3 separate regions of the Mus musculus genome follow, and all the other regions are linked to region 2. Evidence: chromatin loops called from intact Hi-C (ENCODE). Cell type or tissue: gastrocnemius. All regions are shown on one strand.

Region 1 (5,000 bases), 170 kb before region 2:
TATAGCGGATTAACACAGCCAATGTTTATCTTTCACTCACGAGATGCTAGCTGGGAGACCCCCTCCCTTCATTGCAGAGTCCACACTCTTTGCAACATGTGTCTTCCCACATCAAGAAGGAGAAAGGTGAAAGAACATAGTAGGTCTTCACTGTCTCCATCCAGCAGTGACACACATCACAGCACAGAGCTCATCACCTAGGTCATACAGCTTGAACCTTATCATAAAGGAGGTTGGGAGGCAGGTGTAGTAACACAGTTCTATAATACCACTCTGCAAGTGGCAGAGGAATGGCTGAGACTTTGAGGCCAGCTGAGCTACACAGTGAGTCCTTGTCAAAATACATGCATACACACATACATCCACTTATACACATATGTGAAAGACTGAAAACCATATGTGCACACATGTTTAGTGAGCCTTAATTATCCACTCTAGCCACTCACTAGCTGTGTAGCATTGGATAGTTACTTAGTTTCTATGAACCCCAGTTCTTTTAATTGTGAAGATAGATGCCCTGTAAGTGTGTTTCAGGATCAAAAGGGGAATTTTTGATGCCAAGTCTCCGGGCATAAATGACCAACTTAGAGTAAAGTTTCAGTATACTTAGTATCTGCAATTACAAAGGTTGATATTTAAATATAAGGACTAGTTTAAAGCCACACCACTGTGTATACCCCAATTTCATCTAAATGTAAGAGCCATGTTTTCTATCTCTCTATCAGTAGTTATCTTCAATATCATAGTATTTCATAAAAGTGATGATTATTTAAGAAGGTTAGACAATACACACATGCGTGCATGCATGAACGTGCACACTCATACACAATGTATTCTTCCAAGAATTTTACTTAGTCATCTGTTGCCCTAGTCTTTGTCCCCTAGAGATGGTCCTTGAGGGTAGGGGGTAAAAAGGCACGCAACCAATGACACAGACTCTGGAAGTCAGGTGAAAAGCAGTAGCGAACTTGTTTATTGCAGGATCGGGGTGTGCCTCTATATCCTCCGCTCGTGCCCCAGTGGTCCATGACATCTCACTCCCTGAAGCTGGCAGCATCCGACGAGTTGTTCTGGCCATGCACTCTGTTGTTGTTTGTCTCCAGGCATCAGTCAGATTTCAAGGTTGCCGAATGTGGAAGTAGCTGTTTGCGCATGCGTGGGTCATTCTGCCAGTCAGGATTTGCTGATTCGTTCCTCCGGCAGTTTTCCATCTATTAAATACAAACATTCCCCAATATATTTAAAGTATTGTATCTTTGCCTGGATGCAAGCGTACAGACCTCAAAGTCCTATTCTTTAATCTCAAGAATGGGTGTGTGTGTGTGAAGGAAAAATAAGATGACTCATGGTGTGATGTGAAATGAGGGAGACACTGTGCAAACGTAGTGACAGAGGGGGTGTGAGTGACACTAAAAAGGTGTTAAGGGTGTTTGTTCTAGGTGCACCCTAACTCATTTTAGTAAATGCTCATTTTAGTTCTCTAGAGGAACAGAACTAACAGAATAAACACACACACACACACGGGAAATTTATTAGGATGATTCACAGGATGCGGTCCAGCTAATCCAACAACAGCTGCCTATGAACAGAAGGTACAAGAATGGAGTAGTTGCTCAGTCCATTAGACTGGATCTCTCAGCTGGTCTTCAGTATATGCCAGAATCCCAAAGAAATAGGCTCTAATGACGGTGAAGGAATGGACTTGTTAGCAAGCTCGAGAGTAATCAGGAAATAGCAGGCTTCCTTCTTCCATCGCCTTTATACAGGCTGCCAACAGAATGCTTGGTTCACATAAAAGGTGGATCTTCCCATCTCAAATGTTCACATTCAAAGTGGTCTTCCCAATTCAGATCAAGAAAAAAATATCTACGGGTGTTCCCAGCCATTTGGGCTTTAATTAATTCTTGATGTAGTCAATTTGACAACTAAGAACAGCCATCATGCATGGATAGGAGATTATATGTGTATCAGTTAGGGTTAAGTTTCTAAGACTAGAACCCTTTCTTTTTGAAAAAGAAAAAAATATTGTGTTTATAAGGATGTGTCAAAAAATGTATTGTGTTTATAAGAACATGTCTTCTTATATTGTGTGGACTGACCACTAGGGGTGCTGTTGACCATTTAGTGACTAGGAACTCCTAAAAGTCACTGTGGACAACAGGAAAGATTGTTAAATCCGTAAAGTGCTTGCTCTGTAAGCACAAGGAACTGAGAGGTTTTGATCCCCAGTACCCACTTACAAATCTGGGTGTCACAACATATGGCACCTGTAACTCCAATGCTAGGGCAGAGACAGGGGGTCCTTAGGGACTCAATGGCCAGAGACCTAGGGCAAACACAAGCTCCAGGTTCAATGAGGAACCTTGCCTCAAACAATAAAATTGAGAAGAAGAGATTGAGGAGGTAGCTTGACATCAGTCTTTGGTATCTGCACTCAACTTGAGTGGGCAAGCACACATACCTACACACACACACACACGCACACACACACGCACAGACTCAAATCCCACACACGAAGTAAATGAAATAAAAATAAATACCACATACCGAGGAAGGAGTCACAATTTCGAAATCTGATTCTCTACCTGTCTAGCCTTGCTTTCACATGCTCAGGCATGGGTGTCTCCGTGTCTTCTCTGTTGATATCCAAGATAATTTCTAGACCCACTCACACTGATGAAATAGATCCGAACCCAAGCACAGCATCCACTGAGCTTCCTGGGGGAGCAGTAGATACAAAAGCCATGCCTCTGGTCCCGACATTAGTCCCAGGTCATCCAGAACATGGATGCTGGAAAGTTGAAGGAGGCTTGAGCTATGTTCTCCATGGTCCTGAGCACAGAGAAATATTTAGAAGTAAGGTGCTGCTGTGAAGGAACTGAGAGGCAAGAGAAGGCAGAGATGTTTAATAGTCTGAATATCACACGATGGAGCTGTATATTAAAATACTCCATATACATACATACATAGCCATATATATGGGGTGTACTGGCTAGTTTTGTGTCAACTTGACACAAGCTGGAGTTATCACAGAGAAAGGAGCTTCAGTTGAGGAAATGCCTCCACAAGATCCAACTGTAAGGCATTTTCTCAATTAGTGATCAAGGGGGAAAGGCCCCTTGTGGGTGGGACCATCTCTGGGCTGGTAGTCTTGGTTCTATAAGAGAGCAGGCTGAGCAAGCCAGGGGAAGCCAGCCAATAAAGAACATCCCTCCATGGCCTCTGCATCAGCTCCTGCTTCCTGACCTGCCTGAGTTCCAGTCCTGACTTCCTTCAGTGATGAACAGCAGTATGGAAGTATAAGCTGAATAAACCCTTTCCTCCCCAATTTGCTTCTTGGTCATGATGTTTGTGCAGGAATAGAAACCCTGACTTAGACAAGGGGTTTATGTATTTGTTTAAAATAGTTTAAAGTTTACAAAGTAAAGATTAGTAAGACAGAATAAAGTCATGAATAATTATTGGCTTTGACAAATAAATATAAGAATCATTTTCCCAAGTGAAAACCACAGTAGATATAAAAATGATTTCTGTAGGAAGATGGTTTACTGTAAAATCGTGATCCAGAAGGGTATGTGATGTGGTATAGATACATGAAAATGTTCTGTAGTGTTTTGAGATAATGCTTTTGGAAGTATCCTTTTAAAAATCAGAATAATAAGCAGTATATACTAAATGAAAAGAGAGAGAGAGAGAAAGGTCTAGGCATATATACAAATAGCTCACAAATATTTGCATGACTTTCTTTTGAAATGATTCTTCCACTTTTGTGAACTATTCCATCTTTATCATTATTAACACTCTCCAGTTTAAAGTCTACCTTCTCTGGTGTTAACATAGATTCACTAGTTTTTGTGTATACCATTAGCTTGGTGGTATGTATATATATTTTGAAACAGGCTTCTGTGTATCCCAGGCTGGCCATCAACTTGCTACATAGCTGAGAATGACTTCAAACTTCTGATCCTCCTGCCTCTGCCACAGTGGTTTGTGCAGTGCTGAGAACCAAAGCCAGGGCTTTCTCCATGCTACACAAGTGTCCTACAATAGCTCCAGCCCATGGTTCTCTGTTTGGTGTGTCTTAATGTCACTTTCTTTCAACTTCCCTACTCCTGTTCAAAATGTGTCTCTTATAGACAAGAGGGCTTGATTATAAAGTAGACTCTCTTCATTTTGCTATGTTCTACAGGCTAACCTCAAACTCATAATTCTGCTTCACACTCTTTAGTTCATTACTGAATCCAGTCCAGATAATCTCTGTCTTTTAATTAGCATGGTTTAGTTTCCTAGTGTTTAATGTGGCTGGTTTTAAGTCAGCCACATTGCTATTTGTTATCATTCTATTGTCTAGTCATTTCTTTTTTCCTTTGGTGTTAATAAGATATTTTTACGATGTCACTTTTATTTCTCATCAGATTATCTTATTTCATTTATCTGAGAATCTCTCTCTCACACACACTTATCCCTTTGTTCTGTCAGAGAAATTGAACATCATCAGAATCATTCCTCTGAATACAATGAGTAACTTTGATTTTTCCATTTCTAAATTGCTTTTATTGTCTTTGTTTTTCCTGAACTTAGACCTAAATCTTCTTTGAGGTGCTAGTATTCATAATGAATGATTTGCTGCATTTCTTACCATTGTAGGTGGGTCTTTAAAAATCTAAATTTGGGGTGATTTTGATTTTTCTATTTAGATTCTTTTCTTCTCCCACTCTTACTGTCTTCTTTCCCTGTGTCATAAACACACATGCCTCAGAACACTGGTGTCCCACGGATGCCTAAGGGTCTGTGCATTTGATTTTATCTGCCCCCCCCCGCCCCCCGCTCTTAACGCTGGATAATGTGGCTCTCTCATTGAATTCACTGACCATTGTCTCATTTGACTTTAATCTGATTGTTCAAATAATTCTTCCGTTGTAGGTGTTCTATTTGTCTTTTCTTAAATTTCTGCTTGGTTCTTTTATTTAGATTTATATTTCCCCGAGAATCACTGCTCA
Region 2 (5,000 bases):
TAAATTTAAATGTGTTTTCCACCCTGGTATTCCTCGAACTGACCATGAGAGAGCTTAGAGAACTCTTACACAGCCGGATAAAGGGACAGTGATCAAACCCAGACCTGGCTGAAATCAAGAACACACTTTCAAAGTTTTTACAGGTCGGGAGCATGTGTGTGCTGGCTATGAGCCTGTGGAGGTAAACCATGAACCGGTTAAGGATGGGATTAGACACACAAGCACAGGTCTCCAATGGGGATGGGACAAGTTTAACAAGACCAATTACAGGCAGGACCTTGTTATAACCACGCCCCTTGTTGGAAATCAGGCATTCCCATTGGCCTGCCCTCGGGGACCTAGCAGCAGCATCTTAGGTCATCTCCTAGATGGCCAGATACACCAGGGGCAGTTCATAAAAAGTTCTGGTCACTCAAGATCGGGCTCTCTCTCTCTCTGTCTCTCTCGTTCATTCTTTTGCTTCTGTTTGTCTGCCTGTCTGTCTATTTCTCATGTCCCCACTCAGAGATGGCCTTTCGATTTCCTCCTCTCTCAATAAACATCTTGCCCTAGACCGATGTGCGACATAATTTCTAAGTGGCACACACCTTGGCCAAAGCGCCCCGACGTCGCCACTTTACCCTAACATCCTCTGGGCCGTTTTGTAATAGGGACTAGGTTCACACCAACTTCAGCTTATGGGAAGCCCTGTTTCCCTGAAGTTGAGCGTCCCACGGTGTGGTGGAACCATTCCTTGGCAGCTAACCACAGGAGAGACCCAGAAAAGGTGCTGCTCTCCATTCATTTCGTCAGCTTACAGTTCCGGTTTACAGACTGTCATGTAGAGAAGTTGAGGCAACAGGAATTTAGAGGAGACATCACATCCACAGGCAAGAGTAGGAAGAAACGAATGCATGAGCGCTTGCTTGTTGGCTTGCTCCCAGCAGCAGAGCTTTGTCCTGTCTTGTAATGCCTACTTCCGCTCACAGTGGGCCGGGTCTTCCTACATCAGTTAACACGGGCGATCTCCAACAGACCTGCCCACAGGCCAATCCAATCTAAATAATCCCAAATAAGACTCTTTCCGGGTGATGCTATGCTGTGTGTAGTTGACAGTTAAAACGAACCAACCCTCAGAGCAGGGCAGAAATGTTGGTACTGACATTTACACATAGCCTAGGGAAGAAAATCTGGTTAGCACAGTTAATTCCCAGACATGTAACCCCAGGTAGCCTGCAGGGGAGGATTGTAGGATTTCGAAGATTTGAGTCCAAATCCTAGGACAAGTATATACTAGACTACATCAGTGGGAGAACAGTTTAACAGCTTTACGCCTGGTTCCCCCAGGAAGAACAGGAGGGTATCACCAAGTTCACATGGTGACTATGGAAACCAAGCATGAGAACAGGAAGAGCCAGTTAGGAAGAGAACATTTTTTAAAAGTCTACCTACAGGGCAAGGGTGAGATTCACATCCGCAGCTTGTGTTTTGTTGAGTATGTTAATGCCACCGCAGAAAACTACACTGCTGTCTGTTTTTAATCAACATTTACAGCTCTGCAATTAAGTTGCTACACTTAACAGTAAGTTACGATAGACTCTGACTATTATAATTAAAATAATTTGCAATATTACCCTAGTCACGAAAGTAAAGCTTGAGGCTGGGAGAGGGAGCTGGGAGAGAGGGGCGTTACCAAGACTATGACCCCCACTCCATGTTTTCTTAATTCTCCCCCATGGTCCAACTGTTTCAACTTTGGCCCGGCCTACAAAGGTGCCCCAACAGCTAAAAAGTTGCAAACCCCAGCTAGACTTAAGTTGCAAACCCCGTATTTATTAACACTTAATTGTTAATGTGCGGTAATGTCGACCATGTCCTTCCCGGTGTGCAGGCAGATCCAACGAATGGCAAGCTAAAGAAAATTTTAAATTTTAAAGAAGCCCAAGGATGACGGCCCGCCTCCGAAAGGCCAGGGGCGCCCTCTATGGACCACAGAACGCAAGTGCTGCCGAGAGCTAGATCCAGAAAGGAAGATTCCAAGATTTAAAGGGAAAGGAAGAAAAGGTATTCTGGTTTGTGCGATTACCCAATGGTTCCAAATACGCAAATGCTCATTTATTAAGGCTGGGGAAGATGTGAGGGCAACAAAAACCACAGTTGTCCCCTTTCCCCCAATTCCCTGCTCTCCCCAAGTTTCCAGTTTGCTCTGTATTTTAACAGATGGATTCTGTGCGTTCACAAATAACTAACTACACAGCAGGCAGGCCTGTTCCCTTCTCGCTTTCATCTTTATAGTTTTAAACACCTACCCCCGTGTTTTCTAATTAAAACAAAAGCTCCTGACGGCTGAAGTTTAGTTACAACGGAGAAATTCCATAAGTAAACAGAGGTCCTTTCCCCAATCAACCTCCGGGAGCAACTCTGGAAATGTTTGTGCCCAGGTTTCTTATTCACACCCCTTGAGGTTGGCAGAGTAGTCGTGGTACCCAAAGATCTCCTCCTAAGTCCCCAGAGCCAAGAAAGGTGAGAACTCTGGAGCTGGAAGTAAAAGAAACCTGATAGTGTCCAAAGTCGCCCGAGGGACACAGCCCTGGATTTTAGCCCCAGGAGACCCAATCTGGAATCCTGACCTCCAATACCATCTTACCAATAGCATCATTCCTGCTGCTTTAAGCCAAAGGTGTGTGGTCATTCCTCACAGCAAACAGAGGGAAAGGATGCAGCCCACATCCATGTCCGTCCCATAGACAAGGGATAGTAGGCCACTGTGACTTACATGTCGAGAGGGTGGGTTGGGGACATGGAGTGGCTTCTAGTGATGGCATTTTAGGGACATGAATTGCCATCCTGCAATCCCACTACACCCCCTAATTTTACAATAATGTTTTCTATGCTCATACAAATGAGTGATATGGGTCATCTGCCTGCTAGGCTCCGAAACACAAACTGAAGCCAAAGGGGTCCAACCTGCTTGCAAAGACAGAAATGAAGAGAGACACACCAGAGAGCTGGGGCCGCCTGGGTCATAGGAAAGTTTCCCAGGGCTTCTAAAGATGAAAGGGTCTCACTGACCACATCTACCCACAAACTCAGATGGACTGCTGAAGGCCAGCAGAGAGGCCGTGATGGTGTTAAGACTCTGACCCTGGCATCTGCACTTCTAACTTCCATTCAGCTGTGTATGCCAGGAGCTATAACACTCTGTGGCCTCTGGATTCCTTTCTACCTTTAAACTTGCAAGGTTCCCATAAAAGTTATACTTGAACGGGATGTCTGTCATCTATCTTTCCCTACTATAGTAGGAATTATGGTAATTTAAAATTAATTTGTTTATAATGGGGGGTGGAGCTCAGGAGCAGTGTGTCTAGCATGTATAAGGCCCTGTGAAAAGTTTGGTTGTGTGTATGCATGCGTATGTGCGCCCACATATGTATGCGTGTGTGTATATGCATGGATGCTGTGTACTCTCACATGTGCCCTGCATGTGCACATATGAATGCACACTTGCACACGGAGGCCAGAGATGGTCTTTGGAAGTCCGTTCTCATGTTCTACCTTATTGGGGCGGAGTCTCTCTTGCTTCTGTTGCTGTACTGTGCATCCCCACGCACCTGATTCACAACTGTGCGTAATTTGCAGTGATTCTCCCATCTCCACCTCCCATCTTGCTCCAGGAGCCATTGCAGATGTATTGCAGATGCATGCCACCATGTCGGATCCCTGTGTAATACTTTGTGTAGTCGCTATTTGAATTCACCATGTCTCATCGTGTGACATTTTAAAGGCACATCTTCATTCATATTGCTATCAAAACCACGTTCATTCCTATCACCATGGCCATAAAAAAGGTTTCTAATACAGAGAAGTATTTCAAGCCTACCAGGGGAGAGACAGCTTAGCTGCATTCAAGTTTTAACTTATGAAACTCAAGTTGCAGGCTGGAGAGATGGCTCAGGGGTTAAGAGCACTGACTGCTCCTCCAAAGGTCCTGAGTTCAAATCCCAGCAACCACATGGTGGCTCACAACCATCTGTAATGAGATCTGATGCCCTCTTCTGGTGCTGTCTGAAGACAGCTACAGTGTAGTTACATATAATAATAAATGAAATCTTTAGGCCAGAGAGAGCAGGGTCGACTGGAATGAGCCAGACTGACTGGAGTGAGCAACCTTCATTCCCAGAAACCACCGATGGCTCACAACCATCAGTACAGCTACAGTGTACCCATAAACATAAAATAAATAAATAAAGTCTTTTTTTAAAAATTGAAATTCCTCACTAGATTTTGTTTGTTTTTGTTTTTTTTTTTTTTTTTTTGTTTTGTTTTGCTTTGTTTTTTGTTTTTTGAGACAAGGTTTCTCTGTATAGCCCAGGCTGTCCTGGAACTCACTTTGTAGACCAGGCTGGCTTTGAACTCAGAAATCCTCCTGCCTCTGCCTCCCGAGTGCTGGGACTAAAGGTGTGCGCCACCACCTCCCGGCCTCTTTGATTTTTTTTTTTTTTTAAAGAAAGAAATTCAAGTTGCATCACTGACAAGAAATTTGTGCAGTTACTTAACGAGAGATATCAGGCTCAGTTTGCTCATTTCTGGAGGGAAAAAAATTGTGAGAGTTATCCAAGTAGGCAACTATAGTTTGTCTGTAGATTTTTTTTTTTTAGAGTAAATACCGCATTCTTCTTATAAAGCAAGTCATTCGAGTGCTGACTGGGAGTCCCGCAGGTGCTTATCCCTGGGGTTAAACTCTTAGTATTTTCAGGCTCCAAGCGGTGGACCCTGTCAGATACCATTTATTACCCAGTAAGCTTTTGTTCACTCATGTGAACATCAACCCAGGAAAGAGGCTGGGACTGAACTCATATCACTTTGAGAATGACTTTGGCCTTGCAGATTCATTAAAAAGCTCTTTAGCTTTAAAGAAGAAAATAGAGATGATCCCTAGCCCTCCCTGAGTGTCTACTGTAAACGCATAGATGGTTTCAGGCCTTCAGACTGGGAGCACCCCTGTTCTTTAATGTTTGCCT
Region 3 (5,000 bases), 230 kb before region 2:
GATTTTCTCATAGAAGTAAATCAGACTTGATGACACATTTTCAAACTGCTAAACAGACATGACACCCTTCTCCCTTACATCTAGCTACCCGGATGGAAATGGTGAGACCTGAACACAGCACCAGATGCAGACTGAGCAGAGCCCAGCGTGCAGGTCCCCAGGGACCACGTAGACACAACACCTGGCACTGAGTAAGACACCATCCCAGAGACAGGACTATTTTCTTTAGGGATCCTGAAGAGTCTGCTGAGACTGTAGGCTCAAAGTTTCTCTGCTAAAAACTAGTGTTTTCTGCTGTCACCAGCATCAGACATTCCTAGCTACGGCTCACAGGACCCTGTGGGGTCAAGTGTGAGTCAAGAGAGCCACTGCCAACCAGACTTATGCTTAATTTGCTCTGCTGTTTATGAGGAAACAGAAGGATGAGTTGATAAAGTTATACTTTTTCTCTAAAAAGGATTGGGGGTGGGGAAGAAAGTCAGGTCAAGTTTTTTGTTTGTTTGTTTTGCCACAGGGAGGGAAGATGGGATTATTCAACTATTGTACAAGGCTCTGTGTGAGGTTGTAGATAGATTATAGGTCAGTGTCCTGATGGGTTACAGAACACCTATGTCTTCTCAGGCAGGATGAAATTGCATTTGAACACCTTTCTCATTTTAGTTGGTGATACAGCCTAAGTTTCTAATGAGTTGTCAATCATAACAGAGTAATCCGTGGACCCAACAACTGGGCAGGCTTCTGATGCACATCTCTGGCTTGATCAAGCTCCAGAGGCATTGATGTTGGGAGGACAGGACCCCAAAATAATGACAGGATGGCTTTCAAGGAAAAATATTACTTCCAACCTTCACAAGGAAGTTCCCAGGAAGGCAGGAGCAAGAGGAAAGACCAGCTCCCATGTCGGGTGTCCCACAGTGGCACCTCTATGCCACCAGCTCTCATGTAACGGGTCCCACAGAGCTTTCTATTTATGGGTTTTGGAACTTCTGGGGTATCCCACCAACAGAGATATATTTTATTTGTGGAGCACTTACCATTGTGAACTCATCCTTTTAGGTCACCCCTTCCTTTTCTGAGCTCCACTCTCTGCTCAGCATGTTCTCTTACACCTCCTCCCTTGGCATGTGGTGAGTCCCCCTAGACTGGTGGCTTCTTTCTTTCCTCTGGCCATAAGAGATCTCGGGGGACCCTTGCTGTTCTTGCTTATGTGAGGTGCCCTGTGTGAGGCTGGGTCAGGCTGGTGGCCACTGGTGTTGACTGGTAGTTTACTGTAGTCAATGGAGAACAAAACCCCTCGTTCTTAGAAGTAGATGTTACCTTAAAGCTTGGCAGTTATTTACCATTCTATATCTATCTATCTATCTATCTATCTATCTATCTATCTATCTATCTATCTATCTATCTATCTATCTATCTACCTATCTACCTATCTACCTATCTATCTATCTATCTATCTATCTATCTATCTATCTATCTATCTATCTATCTATCTATCTACACCAGACTTGAACTCACAAAGCTCCTGCATGCAAGCCTCCTCTCACCTTGGTAGACTGTCACCCTCTGTAACTGTGGACAGAAGAAAACCTTTCTTCTCTCAGGCTGCTTTAAGTGTTTTCTCACACTGAGGGGGTAAGTAACCAATACAGAGCCTAGGTGTGTGATTTTTATTTTATTTTTTTTCAATTTTTATTAGATATTTTCTTCATTTACATTTCAAATGCTATCCTGAAAGTCCCCTATACCCTCCCCCTGCCCTGCTCTCCTACCCACCCACTCCCACTTCTTGGCCCTGGCATCCCCCTGTACTGGGGCATATAAAGTTTGCAATACCAAGGGGCCTCGCTTCCCAGTGACAGCCAACTATGCCATCTTCTGCTACATATGCAGCTAGAGACACGAGCTCTGGGGATACTGTTTAGTTCATATTGTTGTTCCACCTATAGGGTTACAGACCCCTTCAGCTCCTTGGGTGCTTTCTCTAGCTCCTCCAGTTATTTTTAAAGGCATACTCACATCAGCTTTTCTTCTGTAAATTTATCCTTCAATTTGAGTTGAATCAATTTGAGTGCATATTTGTTTGACTTTTGTCTGTGGGACTTGGAAACCCTAAGCCGGAGATTCTCCTCCAGAGGAGAATAATAGCAAGCTGGCACTTTTGCTTAGAGTTTGAAGCTTCTTATTCTGTTTTCAAAGACTTATTTAGGGCAGTGTTGTGTCTTTGGAGATTTCTCTGACTTTCTAGAGCCTAGCGATATTAAAAAAAGAAAAAGCTAATATAAAGTCCATTCTTGCAGACAGGAGCCATGTGGAGGGAGAGACCTTCTTAGTACTGTTAATGAGACCCCATAAATTCCTCTTCCTTTGTCTCTGGGTCCCCCAGCTCACTTAAACTCATAGATGATGATTCCGTGCTGTTAGGGCCAGTGCTGAACTATTATTCCCCACTGGCTATTTCTAAGTGGACAGTGTAGATAAAGAGAGCTGCTTTCAAAGGCTGCCTTATTAAACATTCTTGGAATTTCTCTGTAAATGTCATAGAGAAGGAGACAAAACGTTTCTGAGACATAGAGCCTAGGAATAGTGTGGAAATGCCGAGTTTATTTGTGTCTGCTTCTGTCTAGGGTAGATTTCAGACTGTCCTGGGTCATATCCTTTGTAACTCTGAAGTCTTCTGTGTTCGAGCCAAGTATGGAGTGTTAGCCCTGAGAATAGGATCTCTAACCCTCTTGTCTAGGAAGAGATGTTTCATTGATTTTAGGCATGAATATACTGAGTAAGAGATCTGCCCTTTAAGGCTGTTGCAGTGAGGGCTGGGGGTATATCTTAGTGGTAGAGAGATAGAGAGGGAGAGGAGGAGGAGAAGGAGGAGGAGGAGGAGGAGGAGGAGGAGGAGGAGGAGGAGGAGGAGGAAGAGATTTTGCTGTTAAGGATTTCAACACACATGATGGTTAGTCTTAGTTTCAACTCTGCAGGGTCTGGATTCACAAAGGAGATGAGTCTCTGTGTATGCCTGTGTGGGATTTTCTAGATTAGGTTAACTGAGATGGGAAGACCCACCTTAAATATGGGTGGCACCATTCCCTGGGCTGGAGTACTGATAAAAAAGGAAAAAGTTAGACAAGCACAAGCATCCACCTCTGCTTCCCAAATGCAGATGCCTCCGGCTCTGGCCATCACAACTTCCTTGCCAAGTGTGGTGGTTTGAATGAGAGTGGTCTCCGTAGGCTCATATGTTTGAATGTTTGGTCCCTAGCTGGTGGAACTGTTTGGGAAGGATTAGAAGGTGTGGTCTCTTTGGAGGAGGTGTGTCATTGGGGGTAATCTTTGAGGTTTCAAGAGTCTTGTGTGATTCCCAATTATCTCTCTCTGCCTCTTGCTTGTGGATCAAGATGTGAGTTCTCAATTGTTTATTATGCCTAAGCTCCACCATCATGGACTCGAATCCTCCAAAACTGTAAGCACAACTAGATGCTTTATTTTATAAGTTGCCTTGGTCATGGTGTTTTGTTTAAGTAATAGAAATATGGCTTATACACTGTAGTAGAATGTATCTTCAGACTCTGAGGGAAAATGTTTCTGTCCTTTGAGATGCTTTATTCCAGGTATTTTGTCACTGTATGAAAACAGTAACTAATGCAACAGGTAGATCTTTTTGTTTTGTTTTGTTTTTTCGAGACAGGGTTTCTCTGTGTAGCCCTGACTGTCCTGGAACTCACTCTGTAGACCAGGCTGGCCTCAAACTCAGAAGTTCGCCTGCCTCTGCCTCCCAAGTGCTGGTAGATTTTTATGAGGACAAGTTATTGAGTCTCTGTCTGTGCTTATGTCTGCAGTTTAACGTTTCCTCCACCCATGTCCTCAGACAGGAAGGTCTTAAACCACCAGTCATCTGTCCTCATTCTTTAAATTTGTTCTTTCCTGGGATTCTTTGCCACAGGGGTCTGATTTGTCCTCTCTGACTTCACCTATCACATGTCAGTGAATATATTTTCTACGCCCTTCTCTTCATTTTTCTTTCAATTTCTTGCACGATTAATTACAACTCCATTTTCCCAAAGCAGCTTGCTCTTTGGATTTCTTTTGTTGTTAGTTTTTTTATTGCTGAGGCTTCAGTAGAAAGCCCTGTGTACGCTGGGCAAACACTCAACTGACAAGCTACATTTCTGGACTTCCTTTTGCTTTTGTAAATGCTGAGACAAAGTCTCACCTGTCTTTGCACTGGCCTTGAATGTTCTCAGCAGTCCAGGCAGGCTTTGAACTACACTTGTTCTCCTATGGTCTTCCTGGAATCTGGAAGAGCAGGTATGTCTACCAGGCTGGCTTCCAAACTTGGACTTTCTTGTTATTCTGTCCTCAGATCTCTGTTGGTTCCTTACTGTTGCTCATATAAACTCTACTATCTTATTGGATGATAAGAAGTTTCCATTTTATTTATATAGACTTAATTTCTATTATTCTCTCTCTCTCTCTTTCTCTCTCTCTCTCTCTGTATGTGTCTCTGTGTGTGTCTCTCTCTCTCTGTGTCTCTGTGTGTGTGTGTGTACAGTGGAGACCAGAGGTCAATATCATGTGTCTTCTATTGTTCTATTTTGAGACAGAGTTTCCCACTGAACCTAGAGCTTCTAGTCAGTGCCAGGCTTAGGTGTGTGCCCATGGTGCTAGGCTTAGGTGTGTGCCCTCAGATCACATGGCAAGCACTTCTATTGATCAAATCAGATCCTGGGCCCTTAGTTTATATTTTTCTTTTTCTCATCTTTAAGATAAATTTAAATTATGAATTGATGTGTTTTATGATATGCGAGGTCATGAGACTTCTTCTTAGGTATCCCATCTTGCCCTGAACTTCCTACTCTTCAACCTCATTCATCTTTTTCCTGAGCGCACACAAATCTCTCCTGCCTTCATGTCACATGAGTGCCACTCCCTGCGAGGCTTCCCTCACACTTAAGATTTCTTCCTTTCTTCTCATGGTTCTCTCTCTCTCTTACACACACACACAC

Evidence for each region. Hi-C counts contacts between places; a loop is a spot of excess contacts. Peaks named below come from ENCODE experiments on the same cell type or tissue, not always from the same donor. Only the 100,000 strongest peaks of a DNase experiment are listed, where the experiment ranks them.
Region 1: a loop joins it to region 2, with 2.3 times the contacts of the local background. A loop is called at or near these places in 5 of 42 quality-filtered maps.
Region 3: it touches region 2 in a loop (5-fold over the local background); 15 of 42 quality-filtered maps call a loop at or near these places.

What each region holds. Positions count from the first base shown.
Region 1 is chr17:7,654,590-7,659,589 of GRCm38, forward strand. No RefSeq gene overlaps it. Among named protein-coding and RNA genes, the nearest start is that of Gm33158, 19 kb to the left of the region's middle. In gastrocnemius, a CTCF peak has its summit at 2,112; no DNase peak of the experiment used is centred here; H3K4me3 peaks cover 452 bases.
Region 2 is chr17:7,820,047-7,825,046 of GRCm38, forward strand. All of the region lies in intron 1 of Fndc1 (fibronectin type III domain containing 1), which reads right to left. Among named protein-coding and RNA genes, the nearest start is that of Fndc1, 4.8 kb to the right of the region's middle. In gastrocnemius, a CTCF peak has its summit at 1,974; a DNase peak (open chromatin) is centred at 1,961; H3K4me3 peaks cover 1,323 bases; H3K27ac peaks cover 1,115 bases.
Region 3 is chr17:7,592,525-7,597,524 of GRCm38, forward strand. No RefSeq gene overlaps it. Among named protein-coding and RNA genes, the nearest start is that of Gm33086, 19 kb to the left of the region's middle. In gastrocnemius, no CTCF peak of the experiment used is centred here; no DNase peak of the experiment used is centred here; H3K27ac peaks cover 499 bases.